2 separate regions of the Mus musculus genome follow, and region 2 is linked to region 1. The links are chromatin loops, found by intact Hi-C in ENCODE. Cell type or tissue: heart. All regions are shown on one strand. Links, peaks and the distances in the headings refer to the core of each region. The heading gives the core; the rest is flanking DNA. Region 1 holds the start of Gm11201 (predicted gene 11201). Region 2 overlaps Lgals9 (lectin, galactose binding, soluble 9).

What was found. Hi-C counts contacts between places; a loop is a spot of excess contacts. Peaks named below come from ENCODE experiments on the same cell type or tissue, not always from the same donor. Only the 100,000 strongest peaks of a DNase experiment are listed, where the experiment ranks them.
Region 2: a loop joins it to region 1, with 4 times the contacts of the local background. A loop is called at or near these places in 17 of 42 quality-filtered maps.

What each region holds. Positions count from the first base shown.
Region 1 is chr11:79,015,606-79,023,931 of GRCm38, forward strand. Ksr1 (kinase suppressor of ras 1) reads right to left here. Exons shown (of 19, transcript NM_013571.3): 15 at 5,782-5,915; 16 at 5,077-5,208; 17 at 4,750-4,885; 18 at 3,957-4,090; 19 at 1-658. The coding sequence ends at 580. It overlaps Gm11201 (predicted gene 11201), which reads left to right and starts at 7,992. Exons shown (of 6, transcript NR_045873.1): 1 at 7,992-8,111. In heart, for the core only: CTCF peaks have their summits at 3,857 (motif pointing right) and 4,433 (motif pointing right); DNase peaks (open chromatin) are centred at 3,856, 4,946, 5,106, 7,876 and 2 weaker places; H3K4me3 peaks cover 268 bases; H3K27ac peaks cover 3,969 bases.
Region 2 is chr11:78,963,061-78,971,386 of GRCm38, forward strand. Lgals9 (lectin, galactose binding, soluble 9) reads right to left here. Exons shown (of 10, transcript NM_001159301.1): 4 at 8,257-8,326; 5 at 4,938-4,973; 6 at 4,384-4,434; 7 at 3,817-3,858; 8 at 2,938-3,026; 9 at 2,632-2,794; 10 at 1-481. The coding sequence ends at 335. Among named protein-coding and RNA genes, the nearest start is that of Lgals9, 18 kb to the right of the region's middle. In heart, for the core only: a CTCF peak has its summit at 4,478 (motif pointing right); no DNase peak of the experiment used is centred there.

The DNA.
Region 1 (8,326 bases), core at 309-8,308:
GGCCTGGATCAGAGCAGAAACTGAGTCCACTCTCCAGGAACTCTGATCCCCGTAATCCAGATAGATTCCTAACTCAGGCTGCTGCTCCTTAGTGTGGTTCTCGGCCCAAGCACAGGCCAAGGCAAACCTCCTGCCACCTGCCCTTTTCCGGGTACAGCCCACACCCACGCAGCTTTTCTTTCATCTGGCTCAACCCTGGGCCTCTCACAGCTGTAGGGTCTTCCAGAACGGGGGCTGGGGACATCCGTGCTGCTCCACTGTGCCAGCACCCTTCTGCAGAATGATCTTCACCTACTGTAAAATACCAAGCTTGCCAGGCAGAAACCTCTGTGTAAACACTGGCGGTAGTGGTATCATCTGGAGTTGCGTGTATGGCTGCGATCCTGAGCTCCACACACCTTGGTGACGCACGCACGCACGCACGCACGCACGCACGCACGCACGTCCTTTAGGGAGGAGACACGCTCCCAGTCCGCAGCTTGGGATGCAATGCTTCTGATTCCTTGAGGTGGTGGTCTGCATGTTTCGTGATCATGTTTTCGAAAGGAAGACACTCTCTGCATGAACGTGCAGGGCTGGCTACATCTTTGGATTACCGGACTCCAGGGTCCCCAGGCCAAACCTTTCAAAGCGGGGCATGACTTTGCTGCTGTTAATGCTGTGAAGAGGAGCAGAGACACGGGTTATGGCTCTGCTGGCCTCGTCCAGTCCAGAGTTAAGGTTGTCGCTGGTTAAGCTTAGCAGAGGAGCCGAGTGAAGGCGACTGCTCCGCCCACAGTCTTGGCAGAGCTGCTCCTGGCCTCCCTAAGCCCCGGGCCTCGGCTACATTCCCTTCCTGGCAGGGCTGAGGGGAAAACAGATGCTTGTCCACCTGACTGCCCAGCACCCAGCATGGCGGTAGCTGTAGTTTCCACCCTGGCTGCCCCACATGGATGTGGGACTGGGTGAGCCAGGCCTGAGGACCAGCAATGCCACACACTCCTTTTAGAAATAGCGCTCACACGGGGCCTACTGGGGCCACTATGGAGCAGAATCCCGAGCCTGACTGCAGAAATCTGGTCAGGGAAGGACATGAACTCCTAACAGATGTGGCAGCAGGTTTGCCTCCATTACTAAGCTCTGGTGGCAGGTATCACGTTGTTTATGACAGTTTTGAGTGTGGCTCCTAAGGACCCAGCCTTTTTAAACTGATGCCTTTCATCAGTGTGTGTGTGTGTGTGTGTCCTGTCTTCAAGAGAAAGAGAGGACTCCAGTCAGGGTCCATGACCTCAGTGCTGACTCTGGGCAGCTCCGAACTGTGACACCCTTTGTAGAACAATGTCCCAGGGTCACCGAGCCCCTCCCCATCCTGAGCATGCTCAGCAGGGGCTCATGAAGGTGTTAGTAAGGGCTAGGGAGCAGAGGAACACAAGCAAGAGCCACTCTTGGGAGAACAAGAGAAAAGAGACCATCTTATCCAGGAAGGCGGCTGAAAGCTGCTCTTCCGCCTCGAGGGTCACTCTGTTAGTGCCATCCTCCCCTGGCAGTGATGAAAGTCAGGCACCCACAGGCCATGTGGAGGGGAGGGGAAGCTGTTAAATGGAGCACAGGGAGGAGTCTGGAGCAGCAGAGATGGCGTCCCCTGGGTTAGTGCCTGCTGGCATTTTTTGAGTCTTAGCAGAAGTCACGAAGCTGAGTCGGTGTTTAGGAGGAAGGAAGCCCCGGGGCATGCAAGACAGCCAGGTCTACAACCTAGGGACAGAGGAGAGAGTGGTATCAGAGTCTGAGCCTAAAGGAGCCAGGGCTTAGGGGCCTGGCCAGGCCAGATGCCCAGGGACCCACCTCAGAACAGGATCCCCACCTCCACCCCTCAGAATGGCTGGGGACAAGCACAGGGAATCTTCTCCAAGTTCCCACGGGGCAGTCGTAGGTCCCCAGGGCTCCCTGTGACGAGCAAACTGGCTTCAGAGATGATCACTTCTGCTTTCTTGGCTCCTCCCTCCCTCTCTCTACATTCATTATTACTATTATCATTATTAATGTCTGTAGTTCTGGACCCCAAACCCAGCCTTGTGAATACTAAGCAAGAGCTCTACACAGAGTCACACCCCCAGCCGTTCACTTGTGCTTGTTTGGTTTGCTTTTTGAGACAGGGTCTCTTCTGGCACTCACTGTGTAGACCAGGCTGGCCTCAGACTCAGACTCATAGAGATCCACCTGCCCCTGCCTCCCGAGTGCCGGGATTAAAGGCGTGTGCCCATCCCCGTCCCCAGCTGCCACTGATGATTCTACTTCTGACATTTTACTATGTATCCTAGGCTAGACCCAAACTTAAAATCCCCCTGCCTCGGCCTCCTCAATGCTGGGATGATAGGCGTACACCACCACAGCCGGATCACTGGATTCTCCTCTCCTGAGCTCTAGCCATAGTGGGACTTGGGGGGACCTGCTTGGCTCACTGAGCGCTAAACCCCCCTCGCCCACATGCTAGCTAGCTCCTGTGGTATGGAGAGGGGCCCTCCCTGCTGCACACCGTGCGTTTCTTTAACTCTCTGTGAGAAACACAAGTCTGGTGGCCATTTCAGATGCAAGAGGTCATTATGGATTATGGGAAATCAAAGCAAGAATGTGAGAAGCTGGCATGCAGAGACAGAATGGGAGGGTGGGTAGGACAGCCACACACAGGCAGAAAACGAGAGAATGGCAGAAACACACTATTCCTCCAGAACTGGACAGGAGTTCTTAAAGTCGGGGTGACCATAGCGTCCTTTCCCGTAGTAGCGGCTCCGCCAGCGGCTAGGGGTGCCCGAGACCGTTTCACCAGCAGTTGAAGAGAGCCGTCCAATCCGGTCCAGCCCGGTGGGTGATGGCAGCCAGCAGACAGGTGGAGGAGTCAGGATGGTAGAACAGGGGAGATGACAAGACAGGCCAGTGTATCCGCCACCCCCCCAAAAACGAAAAGTGATGAAGCCGACAGGAAAGAAAACAGAAGTGAGAGTTAGAGACCCCATGTCCGAGGAAGCCACGGAAGCCTGGGAGCTGGTGGCTGTGGCCTGGTGACGGTCCCTACTAGTGGACTCCTCTCCCATCTGTGAGCTGAGACCGTGGGGATGACTGGTTTTCAGAAACAGGAGTCATCTCTGAATGCCAGTGTCCGGTGCTGGCATGGTTTCACAGAGGAGGAAGCCTGTACCCAGAGGGCCTAAGGAAGATCTACAGCAGCAAGCAGCACAGGGCTCAGCCCTGGGGCCTCGTGACCCCTCCCCCACCGCCAATGCCAGCACCTCCCTTGCCCAGCTTCCAGGATTTACCGCCTGATGACTGGCAAAGTTTATGCAACTCTGGATCTTCCCTAACGCCCACTGTGAAAGCCAAGACAAGTGACAGGGACCCAGATCCTGACAAAGGGTTGTGGCTGGAGAGGTGTCTTTGGGAGAGGAAGCCAGAGAGCCAAAGTAGAAACAGAACAGGACAGAATACAGAGGAGATGACAGCAGCCTCTTCTGCTCTGTGTCTCAGGACACAAAGGGCCACTAGGGGGAAAGGCTTCTGACACGGGTGCCACAGAGCTCAGTGGCGTGGCTCACTAGGGGGCGGCAAGCTCCCAGTGCTCAACAGTTCAGTGACTAAGTGGGTGCCAGCCTAAGCAATACTGATGTTGCTTATTGGGGGCTGTTTTGGTACTCACATGGACCTGACCTCTGACCCCTTCTCTCAGGCACAACTCTCCCACCATGGTCTAGCCTGGGCTTGGTGTCAGTGACAGTCTATTACGGTGATGTGTGGATTTTCACAGGTGGAAAGGAGGTGCCCCCCATTACAGGGGGCCTCCAGCATCAACTGGGGAGGTGAGAATCCTTCAGCTCCTACACCGTGGAAGCCTTGGATTGTGGTCTGATGCATGTCCAGCAGAGGGCGCCCTCAGACACTCTAGACAGAGGCGCTCAGGATGGTTCACAGAAGGAGGGAGTACTTACTCAGCCGACTTCCAAAAGTGCCCAGGGTGGGAGAGCCGCCGGTTCAGCTTGGGCAGCCTCTCCAGCATGTCCATCAGCAGGCTGAAGCTGGGTCTCTCCTGCAGATCGAAAGCCCAGCAGGCAGACAGGATCTCCTGTAAAGAAGCACTGGGGTTGGTGGTGTGTGGGCATCTGGGTAGTGAAGCACAAGGACAGAGCATTTCCCGAGGAGCCCCAAGAAGCACTCAAGTGCCCCGCGCATCTGTGGAGTCAGAATCAGGTGATCCTCCAACCTTCCAGGTCAAAGAGGACTTGTCTGCTTTCCTTCCCCCTCGACTTGTCAGCGACCAAGTCAAACAGAATGGAAAATGGGAGAGGTCAGAATGAAAGCGGACGGCCTTTCAAGATGGAAGGTACATCCTATGAACATGAAAACATCTGAAGGTAAATGCAGGGTTCTTGGAAAGCATAGAGAACGGCCCTGCCACTAGGGGGCGCCTCAGCGTTCCAGAGCAGAGACTGGACAGGCAGGACTAAATACAGGAGCAGCCGCTGAGAACCCTCAGAACAGCTGCCATGACAGAAGGAAGGCTTTCTTCTCAGGGTCCACTCAGCCCCACAGCACCCTCTGTAGTCCTGACATCCAGGGGTGTGGCCTGCACACGTTGCCAACACAAGGCACACACCCCTGACACTTTTGTTCTCCATATAACGGTATTAGGTATTAATGGTCCCTGTGCCTGTACCACTACGAAAGCCTTCTCAGTCATGTCACATGCCCAGCCCACACTTGTCCTTCTGTCCCTCTACTCACGCCGACTTCCTTCCCCAGGCTGACGGATGCCAGGACGCGCCGTACTCCTTCCCCACTTCCAATCTGCCAGATCAAGGCCTCAGCAGGCTGGTGCTTAAAGGGCCAGTCTCTTGCCTGTAGTTCATACCACACAGTCCTGTGGAGACACACCACAGTGTGAGCTACTAGAGCTCCACAATGGCTGGCCCACGCTAGATGCCAGAGACCAGAGGTCAAAGGCAGTCACTCTGCCCAGCTAGCACAGCCATGACTTTCCAAGGCACACCTCCCCCCCGCCCCCACCAGGGCCTTCTCATTTGCACTTGGGGGGGCCAGTGGTCGACTCACCCGAATGCATAGACATCGGCTGCTTTGGAGAAGGGCAGCTGGTCCTCGTCCCGCCCCGGGATCATTTCTCGTACGATCTCGGGGGCCAGGTAGCACAGCCAGTCATGTGACAGTTTCAGTTGGTTCTCGCGCCTGGAGGTCAGGACAAGAACGACACCTCAGTGGGGGAGCGGGTGGCCTGACTACACACATCTGTACTCACAAGTGGTACACAGAAAGCCAAGAGAGGAGCAGGAGATCTTGCCTTTGAATAGGATGGGCGCGTCTAGGGAGGGAGGCCACAGTTGGGAATGGCGGGGAGCCGTCAGTGACAGGGTCTGAGTCCCCGTGCTGGGAGAGCAGCTGGTTTGTCTAGGTCTCGGATGACTGCAGATATCAAACCTGCATGCTACTGGCCTGCCACTCTTCCTTAGGCTCCCATTCTTAGGGCTTTTTTTTGCCACCCCAACCCTTTACAACCACAGGAACTAAACCCCAATGTTCTGTCTCATGAGGGGCGACCAGCCTGGTCCCTCAGCCTGCATGGTACCCACCTGGAAGCTGAGTACCATGAGGGACCTAAATATCACCCACACCCAACACTGGCCTGAAAGCGCATGGGCTGAACCACAGACCGAGGTGACCTAGCCTGTGTGGCAAGGCTCTCTCCAGCAACACAGCTGTGGGCACTTCACACTTACACAGTGCCCCGGCTTCCCAACTCACCGTTCCTCTCGGACCACACCCGAGATCCCAAACAGCCCGAAGTCTGTGATGACCACTTTGCCGTTGTCATAGAAGACATTCTTGGACTTGAGGTCCTTGTGCACGATGCCTTTTGCATGAAGATAACCCATGCCCTGGAAGACAGACAACCTAGCGTTAGTGTGTGTGGGGGTTAAAGATGGAGGTTGAGCTTTACTCGGGGTACCACACAGAATTCACCCCCAGGTCCAATCTTCACACAGACAGCAGGCAGGAGGATACTGTCCTCAGCTTGCAGATGAAGCAACTGAGGCTCAGAGAGGGCAAGTGAATTGCCCCAAGTCACACAGCAGTTAGACAGGGAGCATAGATCTGACCTTAAGCTGGTTGATGCTCTTTCTATGCCACTCTGCTGCCCAACAGCCACCTCAGACTTGGGTAACTGTGGGGTGTGGACACGGTGAGTGGTCTCGGGTAGTCAAGGAGCATAGAGATGAGTGATATGGGCTTAGCAGTGATGTTGTGATGCAGCTTAGCAGTAAGCATGCACATGGTCCTGTGTTAAGTACTCAGCATTACTGACTTAGAAAATAATTGACCGGGGCTGGGAGATGGCTCAGTGGTTAGGAACACTTCCTTCTCTAGCGGAGGGCCAGAGTTCAGTTTCCAGCACCCACATAGGGTAGCTCACAACCATCTGTAACTCTTATTCCAAAGAATCCAGGGCCCATTTTGGGCCTCTATGACACATAACTGCCAACCATGTACAGTCCCAGCCCTTTCTCCCTTGCTTCTTTTCTCCCATCTTCCTCCCCCCACTGCACACACATACACACGAGAGAGAGAGAGAGAGAGAGAGAGAGAGAGAGAGAGAGAGAGAGAGAGAGGAGAAAAGAGGAGGGGAGGGGGAGGGGGAGAGGGAGGGGGAGAGGGAGAGGGAGAGGAAGAGGAAGAGGAAGAGGAAGAGGAGAGGAGACTTATCATCTGGGCTGGGGCATACGGAGCCTAGCTGGATTCTGCCCTTCAGCAAGGCAGCTCTCAGAGCAGGTAACAGACACATTCATTCCCAGGGTGAGATCTAAAGTTGAGCTGTATCTAATACTTTGTCATGGTAGCAGGAACCCCAGATGAAGCCTGAGGTCTGAGTTCCATGCTCCATCTCCACTCAGAGGCTAGCACTGTGCGGCCATGGCCACACACCAGGAGAAATGTGGTGTGTGATTCCCACCAGCATGTGAGCATTCAGGGGTCAGGCACACAGAGCCTATGACCTGACAATTGGATCTCATTAAGGCCACAGCTACTCAGCACTAATCCCCAAGTTCTCAGGATTCCTAGAGGGAATGGAGCATGGACACCTCTGGGGCAAGACACTGTCACTCATGATAGAATGGCCTGTCTGGCTGTGGCCTCCTCCCACCTCCCAGCCTCCCCATGAGGTTTCCCAAAAGTGTCCCTGGCTATAAGGGAGTTTGGGTCACATGCCTAGAAACATAAAAGCCACTTTTAGGAAACAGTATCAACCAGACACAAACCCACTGCAGGGAGTATCGGGAGTATCAGAAGAGCTTAACCCAAGTGGATCCTGCTCTAAGACGCAAGAGGGTGCAAGGCTTGGAGCCTCCCCTCGGGCCTGTCTTCCGGTGAGAGGCCCTTCCCCAGACTCTGACTGAAGTGCAAACCAAACTTTATAAAATATAACTGCCATTTCCTAAACCAGGCACAGCCTTTCCCAGGTGCCCCAGTGACAGATTCCATTGTGGGCTGACTAGGGACAAGGAGCTGTCCCTCTCTGAGGCTTATTCACACCACAGACATTGAGTGGGGCTTGGTGGGTTACATTTATAATCCCAGGACTTGAGAGATGGAGGGAGGAGTTTAAGGTCATCCTCAGCTACACAGTGAGTTTGAGGACCGCCGAGGCTATGCGAGTCCCTGTCACAAAACAAAATAACCATCCAGACAAACAAAAACCAGATGTGACAGCTGGGAAGGGTCAGGCTGAAGAGACAGGCTGTGGAGCAGAGCCTGGACCATCAGTCCTTTCCCAGAGCTTCCTGGGGTCTCTATGGCAATCCCCAAAGTTACAAGCCTCTCACTGAAGGTCAGGTCCCTCTGCTCCACTTCTGACTCTCAAGGCATCTCAGATCACTCTAAAACGGAAGTGAGCTGGGGCCCCTGTGGGGTGGGGGGAGAGGAGGGGTTTCGGCAGGAAGGAAACAGGGGGGGACAAGAGGCAGGCGGAGGCAACTCCAGAGCCTCCGCGTCACTTTCCTTCTGGGCCCTGCAAGTGGCCACTCTGGCCACCTTGGGTCACGTGACTCAGAGGACAGCTCCCAGTTCTGAGAAAGGTCCGAAAGTGGGGAGCAGCAGGATTCAGGTGCGGGGTGGGGAGATGGAGCAGAGTCCCTGGTGAAAGACCACGGACCACACTGCAGGCAGAGGTGACTGACACCTTGGGGTTTTGGACTCGGCTTAATCTATAAGTGTGACCATGGGAAAGGGACAGACTGAAACCCTAGTTTGTCCCCAAATGCCACTGTGATGATCTTTTCTAAAGACATCC
Region 2 (8,326 bases), core at 196-8,195, 53 kb before region 1:
TTGGAGGCCAGTGGGATGATATCAGGGTGGCTCTCCTGGAGGGGTGAAAGAAAAGGGCCACAGAGGGGGGAACGATCAGAGATCTGAGCAAACCCAGGAGGGTCACTTCCCTCAGTATATAGCTAGCTTGGGGGCAATGGCTCAGACTATGGGCTGACAGCCATGTGCCACACAGCCTAGAAAACCCCCTTTGTGGAGGGAGTCAATTGGGAATTTCACCTTCCTGGAATTCCTATAAGTGATGATCTCTTCTGATGGTGCCAGGGCTGAGACAGGGGAAAGATAAGACACAGGCAGAGTGCTCCAGCCCTTATCCCTAGGCCAGAGACCTTGCCTATGTCTGCACGTGGGTCAGCTGGATATCACCCGCCACTTCTAGAGTGTTGATATCCTGCAAGTTCTTCAGGCGGTGGTAATATTCACACATGTGTTGACCATTCACAGCTACCTTGAAGCAGTGACCTTCACATATGATCCACACCTGGGCAGAGACATCACAACAGGGCATTTTGAGAACCCAGGATTGTGTCTTCTTCCCCCAGCCTCTCTCCTTCCTTAGAAGCAAGCCCCAAACCTGGCCTCTAGACAGCCTGAAGGGTCTGCCTTCCACTAAACAACAGCATTCTCTTGGCCTGTGCATTTGTGGAAGCTGTTCCCAAACTTATTTGCGTGATTGATTTCCTACCCTTCAGAGAGAGAAGAGTACTGGCCCATCCCCCATCCCCCCCACAACCTTCCATGCCTCTCTCACCTCCTGACTCCCACCCATTCCCCCCAACCATCTACCCAGACCGTGTCCCCACCCCAATCTCACTCTCCAGATGAACCCTGAGCCACTAGTGACAGCAGTTGGCTTGGGCTACCTGTCTCCAGTGTTTTGGGCCTGGTCTCCACCAAGTCATTTTCAACGAGACAACTGACACAACCAAGTTAAAGCTTTGTGACCCAGGGCCACCGCTAACACTCATCTTGAACTGTGTGAGGACCAGGCTAACACTCACCTCACACTGGATGTGAGCACTATCTATCCAAAGTGTGCCGCAGACCCCGCCACACCCCACCCTTTTACTCTATGAGATTCTGTTTTATTTATTAGGTCTGTGTTGTCACTAAACTAAAGTCCAAGTTCAGGAGGCTGGAGAGATGGCTCAGCAGCTAAGAGCACTGGCTGCTCTTGCAGAGGACCTGGGTTCATTTCCTAGCACCCACATGGCAGCTCACAACTGTCTGTAACTCTAGCTCCAGGGGATCTGATGCCTTCTTCTGACTTCTGAGGGCCTCAGGCATGCATGCACATGGTATAAATCCATGCTGAAAAACACTCATAAATTAAAAAAAAAAAAAGCCAGGCGTGCTACATGTCTGTAATTAATTACTGCACTTGAGAGGCAGGAGGATCAGGAGTTCAAGGCCAGCCTTGAATATGAAGTAAGTGTGAGACAAGCCTGGGCTATGTATGTGTCTCAATAACAATAGCGAAATGCAAGCTTGCTTTATGACCTAGAGCCCCATGCTCTAAGTCTTGTGGCAGAGAGTGTTGTCATTACATTTCCAAATGATGGCTGCACATTGGCCCAGGGGCAGGGTCTCAGCATTGATTTTTCTCATTTAAGCTCACTGGGTAATTTGATGTTTTAACCAGGGTGGATAAGGCCTACTTGGGGTATCAGGCTTCCAGCCGCAGCTCAATGCCAGCTCTTCCTCCTTGGTAACACATGACTGCATAAGCCAACGAGTGAATGGCAGTTCACTCTTGGCTGTGATTGGCACAAAACTGGCTGTGTGACCTCATGCACGTGACCCATCTTTGTGAGTTTATCTGCCCCTCTATAAAACTCAGGAACAGCTAAGCCCCATAGTGCAGGGCTGTACGCTGCCCTATTCCGGAAGCTGAGACAGTGGGTTCAAGACTAACCTTCTTAAGACCCCCATCTCAAAATAGAAGGAAAGAAAGAAAAGAAGGAAGGAAGAAAAGGAAGAAGGAAAAGGGACTGGAGAGATGGCTCATCGGTTAAGAGCACTGACTGTTCTTCTGAAGATCCTGAGTTCAAATCCCAGCAACCACATGGTGGCTCACAACCATTTGTAATAAGATCTGACGCCCTCTTCTGGCATGTTTGAAGACAGCTACCGTGTACTTACATATAATAAATAAATTAATCTTAAAAAAAAAAAAAGGACAGCCATGACTTACTAGTATGGAGGAGGAGGAGGAGGAGGAGGAGGAAAAGAAGGAGGCAGGGCTGGGAAATGGGTGTGGTGGTTCAGGCCTGTAATCCTAGCAAGGTAGATGAATCACCTGAGCTCAAGGGCAGACACCCTACAGAGTGAGTTGTAGGTAAGCCTGGGCTAAAGTGAATCCCTGCCTAAAACAAACAAACAAACAAACTAACTAACTAACTAACTCAGGCTACTGTTCTTGCCTAGCCTAAGGCTGTCTGTCAGTTCCCAGATCAGGGGGAAGTGGACATAGCAGATACAAACCTTTACTTCAGCAGGGGCAGTACTCATGAAATAATACCAATTTGTACAACATTTTCTCTCCTTTGGGATGCAGCCCTCACATCACAGGCATCAGCCTGTATCCCATCACAGACCCCTGCATCCTCCTCTTGCACCCCAGCATCTTACCGAGAAGCTCTGGCCTCGACTGAAGGGCATCCTCCCAAGCAGACTTCGCTCTTCCTGCCCCCAGGAGTTGTTGATCTGAGTGTTTCGGACAACAGCATTCTCATTGAAACGGGGGTTCAGGTGGAAAGCAATGTCACCTCCACAGCGAAGGTTGATATGGAACCTGGAATGGACAGTTCACAGAGACCCCGTTTAGTTACTGAGCTCTGGGCTCAGCCCCTACCCATCATCCCAGGTGGCTCAGAGCCACGCTGACCAGAACAACCCTGGGAGCCTCTGTTGTGGGAGCCCTGGGGGTTGTCTTACCTCGTAGCATCTGGCAAGACATTGCCTGATATCATGATGGACTTGGACGGGTAAAGCCCATTTGGAATGGGGGTGTAGAAAGGTATGGTCTGTAGAGAGGGTGAGAATAGAGTATCTTCAGCTGGGCTTCATTCAGCAACAGCAGGGGACACAGTGTCTAAGGACTCTAAAGCCTGGCCCATGAGTCCTGAATCTTCTGGAAGGAATCCAGTTTCCTTTACTTGACTCAATAAGTGTCAAAACAAAAGAACCCTTCCTGTGTTTCCCAAAATACATTTCAACTATAATGAGGAGGAATATTGTTGGGGCACAAATGTCTTGTTGGGGTGTTGGGGTTTAATGAGAATGCCCCTCCCTCCACCATCCAGAGGCTCATATATTTAAATAGTTGGTCCCCTGTTGATGGGACTGTTTGTGAAGGATTGGGAGGTGTGGTCTTGTTGGAGAAAATGTGTCGCTGGGGTTTAAGCTTTGAGGTTTCAAATGACCTGTACCATTCCCAGCCTCCTCTACCCCTCAACCCCGGCCTCCTACAAAATGCGAGCTCTCAGCTACTGCTTCGGTGTTGTGCCTGCCTCTTTGCTGCCAGGTTCCCTGCTGTGATGGTCATGAGCTTGTAAGCCCCAAATTAAACTCTTCCTTCTGTAAGGTGCCTTGGTCATGGTGTCTAAGGCGGGTCTACAATTTGCTCATGCTGAAGGGGCCATTTTAAAGTTGAAAGCTCTTTTCCAACTGTCTACTGATAGATACTTGAACTGTTTACCTGGGTGCAGGAACCTTCACTGGTCATGTCAGTCAGAGAACTCTCCCACAAAGCCCTCACCTCTCACCCTGCCCAACATGAGCCAAAGCTCCAGAGCTCCACAGGAAACCACTTACATAGGCTGGGGTGGGGTACACCACAGGAGGGATTCCAGGAGTCTGTGGAAGAGACACACGAGTGACACACACTCCAAGGGACCTTCAACAGCCAGCCCTCGGAGCCTCCCGTCCCTCTTCTCTGTCACACCAGCAGACACAGAACTTCCTGGCGTTTTTCCTGGAGCCCACGACAGTCCCTTGTCTTTTAGCCACTTCCCATGCATCCCCATCAACTCAGGGTCTCCCACCTGCACTGTGTAGGGGAAGGACAGATAGACTGGCTGTCAGTAGTGACTCGGTGGGGGTTTGAGCTTAGTTAGCAAGCTAGGGTCTGGGGCCACCACACTCCAGCCTGGGCAACTGGAGAACCAGAATGCCTGCCAGTTATAGTCCTATAAAGACTGCTTCTGAGTGTCTGTTGTCCCCAGGAGAGTTTGGGCTGTTCTTCTTAGCAGAGGGCCCAGCCCCAGCTTTCTCCATGTCTGTCCTAAGTACTTTGGTTCCAACTTTGTGACTCTAGGGAATTATGCCATTGACTAAAGGAAAGTGGTAGGGCTGTGAGGTAACCAAAAATTTTAGACTTACAGAGAACATCTGTCCAGGGGTGCTGTGAACCATATGGATGGTAGTTTGAGCCTGGGAAAAAAAGAAATGGTTTCTCACCGTTACAAGGACTACTACCTGTCACCAGAGGGCGCTGCATAATATCCACCCGTAAGCCTGAAGCTTGGACTGTAATCAGGCAGGTCTTTCACCACAGTCCCTCCCAGACACCCATATACACTAGGGCTGGGGAGCGGAAGATAGATTATGGTTAGAGTTATGCCCACCAGCCTTGCCAGTGCTTGGAATCCAGCTGTGTGCCACCACCATGTATTGTTGAGGGATACTGAGGATAAACTCAGGGATTTGTGTGCGCTACTCAAACACTCTACTCCACCAACAGAATTCACCCCCAGCATTGTTCTCTCTATTTGATCAGAGCCAGCCAAGCACACCTGCAGCCCCCTCCCACCAATATCCCTGAGGCCTGGGGGGTAAGGAGTGTGTGTTGTCTTGTCTGCCCTTATGAGGGATGCTGGAGCCATAAAGAAGAGGTTCTAAACACACACACACACACACACAAGCGGAGGACTTACCATGGGTGCCTGGTGGGCAGGACGAAAGTTCTGAGTCTGAAAAGGATCAAGGGAGGGGGAGGGTGGTTATCTCTGGGATCACATGGGGTGAGAGGTGACCTCAAAGTTCAGGTGTTGTCCTAGTGGTCAGTATCACCTCCTTCCTGAGCCTGCCGCACAGCACTTAAATTCTCACCCTCTCAAGGATGCAGAGGGGGTACCTGGCCCCCTGAGAGAGGACTCAACCCGCCTGGCCACATGGCTTCTCTGGGCCCACAGAGGTGTGAGCCACACTCCCAGATCCCCACTTGGTTAGCATTTAGCTTTGTTGGGTACTGAGCACACAGCTTCAGTGCTTTCCAAGGAGGCCAGCGTCCTTGACTCCCATCCCCCTGCTGAGGTCCGAGGCTCAGAAAGGTTAAGCAACTTGCCCTGGCTGGCCCAGGCACTGAGTAAGAAGATCCCAAGGGAACCCAGCTAAGTCACATTGCATCTACATGTCCCATATCCTCCCAGGCCAGGGTCAACATTGGGCTACCCTGCAATGGCTTCCAGATCCCCTGCCAGACCTAGAGTTAGTATGGCAGAAGGCAAGTGACATTTCAGGCCATCATGAACCGCAACTGCCTGAGTGACCACAGAGCTGCTGGCCTTTCCTCCCTACCCACATCCCACCGCCATCCCAGCATATATCCCTCCCTCCGTTTTTAGCTTCCTGTTCTCCCTGACTATTCAAAAAAAAAAAAAAAAATCCATGTTCTGAGTCTCTATTGCGTGCCAGCACCAAGTAAGGAGCTGGAAATACATAAATGAACAAACAAGCCCTGGTGCCAGTCTTCCAGGATTCCTGGGCATGGAGAAGGTGGGTAACTTGAAGAAGGTGCACATGCAAAGGATGCTGTGTCCCACACAGCACAAACAAGTGACAAGTCCACCATAACATAAGGTGGGCCAGAAAAAAACTCTTGAGTGTTATTTAAACAAGAATTATAGTGTAATTGTTAGTTTGTCGAGTGTTATTTAAACAAAGAATTATAGTGTAATTGTTAGTTTGTCAGGGGCGAGATGAACAGATGGGTTAGCCTGTGCAAAAGAGAACTGGCCAGCGAGGGCTTTGAGTGAACCGCAGAGGTGGTGTGACTGAGCGGAGGTAGGAAGTAAGCTGAAGCCAGACTAGACAGTGCTCTGTTGTGCCTTATGGGGGAATTTTAGCTTGCGTTTATTTATCGCGTAGTTTTTGTTTTGTCTGGTTTGGCTTGGTTTGGTTTGGTTTGGTTTGGTTTGGTTTGGTTTAGACAGGGTCTCACATGGTTCAAGCTGAAGGTGATTTTGAACTTCTGATCCTTCCTGGTTCTGCCCCCAAAGTACGAAGATTATAGGCATCTTCCAGGCTTCGCGCTCTGTTCAGAAAGACTTTTGGCCCTAACCCTAAAGGATTTTACAGTGGGCGAGTGTGAGGCAGATAGTGGGTGGGTGAGGTCACTGTGCAGCGGTGAAAGGAACCATCCCAGCTGACACATGTGAGGAGTTACCACAGGCTAGACCCACGAGTGGCTTTAGGGAGAGAGAGGGGCACTTAGAAGAACAGAGCCAGAAGGGACACAATTCTGGGCAGCTGGTGAATGCAGAGGACCCTGGCTTGGTTTGATGGGGTCTGAAGGCCCCTGGCTAGCTTGTTGGTTGGACCTGCCTCTGGGCTCTACCTCTTTGAATCTCCAGGCCAAACGCTTAACTCACTTTCTGTTTGCGCCCCTTAGGGGTCCGTGGGAACTGGACTGGCTGAGAGAACTGCACTGTGGAGAAGACATGCTGGACAGGGGCTGCAGAGTTCTGTTAAAACAAAAGCATGTCTGGGTGACAGAAACAGGAGGCATTGCCAAAGCAAGGGCAGGCAAAAAGCAAGGGCTGGCTCCGGACCCAGAGGAATGACACCAGGAAAGGGTTAGGTTGGCGTGAGCAAGGTCACAGTGCCCCTTTACTCCCTCTGTCCTGCTTCTGCTCCTGCAGGAAGGGTCAAGAATCAGCAGCTGTGAGCATGAGGCCAGAGGAAAAGGGGCCAGTTTCCCCCCCCCACCCCCCCCGCAGAATCTCTAGATATTTATTTATTTACTTACTTATTTTCTGTATTTGGTATTTTTGTGGCAGAGTCTCATGTAGCCCAGGCTAGTCTTAAACTCACTATGTAGGAGAGAAAGAGGATGACCTTGAACTCCTAACTCCTCTGCCATCGGAATCGCAGACCCGAGATGCTGCCCAGCTGGACTTTCAGATCTTGGCACCACATCAAAAATTCTAAAACAAGCCAGGTAGCGGCGGTGCACACCTTTAATCCCAGCGCTCAGATAGCAGAGGCAGGAGGAACTCTGAGAATTCAAGGCCAGTCTGGTCTCTACATAGCCAGTTCCCAAAAGAGCCAGGACTGCATAGAAAAACTCTGTCTCAATTGCTCTCTTTAAACACACATGAATGTGGTCTGTAATCTCAAGCATTAAAGAGGCTGGAAGCAGGAGGATTACACTGTAGAGCCAATCTGGGCTACACAGATTTCAAGGCCAGCCTGAGCTAAAAAATCAGAACTAGGCCTGGTGTTACGCATCTATAATCACAACACTGGAGAGAGAGAAACTGAGACAGGAGGATTGGCAAAAGTTCATGAGACGCTGCCACAAAATAAAGAACTTGTTTTCAGAGCTGAGCCTGGTACCATATATCTGTAATCCCAGTACTCAAGAGGTGGAAGCAGAAGAATCATAAATTAGAGGCCAGCCTGAGCTACACAGTGAAATTTTGCCACACACGAAAAGGAAAGGAAAGGAAAGGAAAGGAAAGGAAAGGAAAGGAAAGGAAAGGAAAGGAAAGGAAAGGAAAGAAAAGAAAAGAAAAGAAAAGGAAGCAAAACAACAAAAAAACCACATACACACACAAAAGTTTTTTTGGGTTTTTGTTGGTTTGTTGGTTGATTGGTGTTTGGTTTGATTTTGGTTTTGTTTGTTTGTTTTTAATACAGCAGTCAAGCAGACCCAGGCTGGGCCACACTGTGCCCTCTGATTTGGATTCCATTTAGAATTCTAAAATCCTTTTAGAATTTTCTGGTCATGCACTAGACAGCTAAAGACAAGGAAAAGCTTTGGCATCTTCACCAAGGTAGATTGTTCATCACAGAGAAACCAATGCCAAAAGGGACAGAGAGACAGACATCAGGCAGACAGACACCGAATTGGCAAACCAGGGCAGCTCCAGAGCTACCTGGGGAAGATGCTTGCTGGTGCCCCATTGAGTGGGCACAAGCCCGACTGGTCACTGTCCTCTAACCCTGGGACAGGTGCCAGCCTTTCCTGACCTGGAAGGTGATAAAGGACAGCTTCAAGCAGCCGGAGACAGCGATGGTGTCCACGAGGTGGTAGGGTACG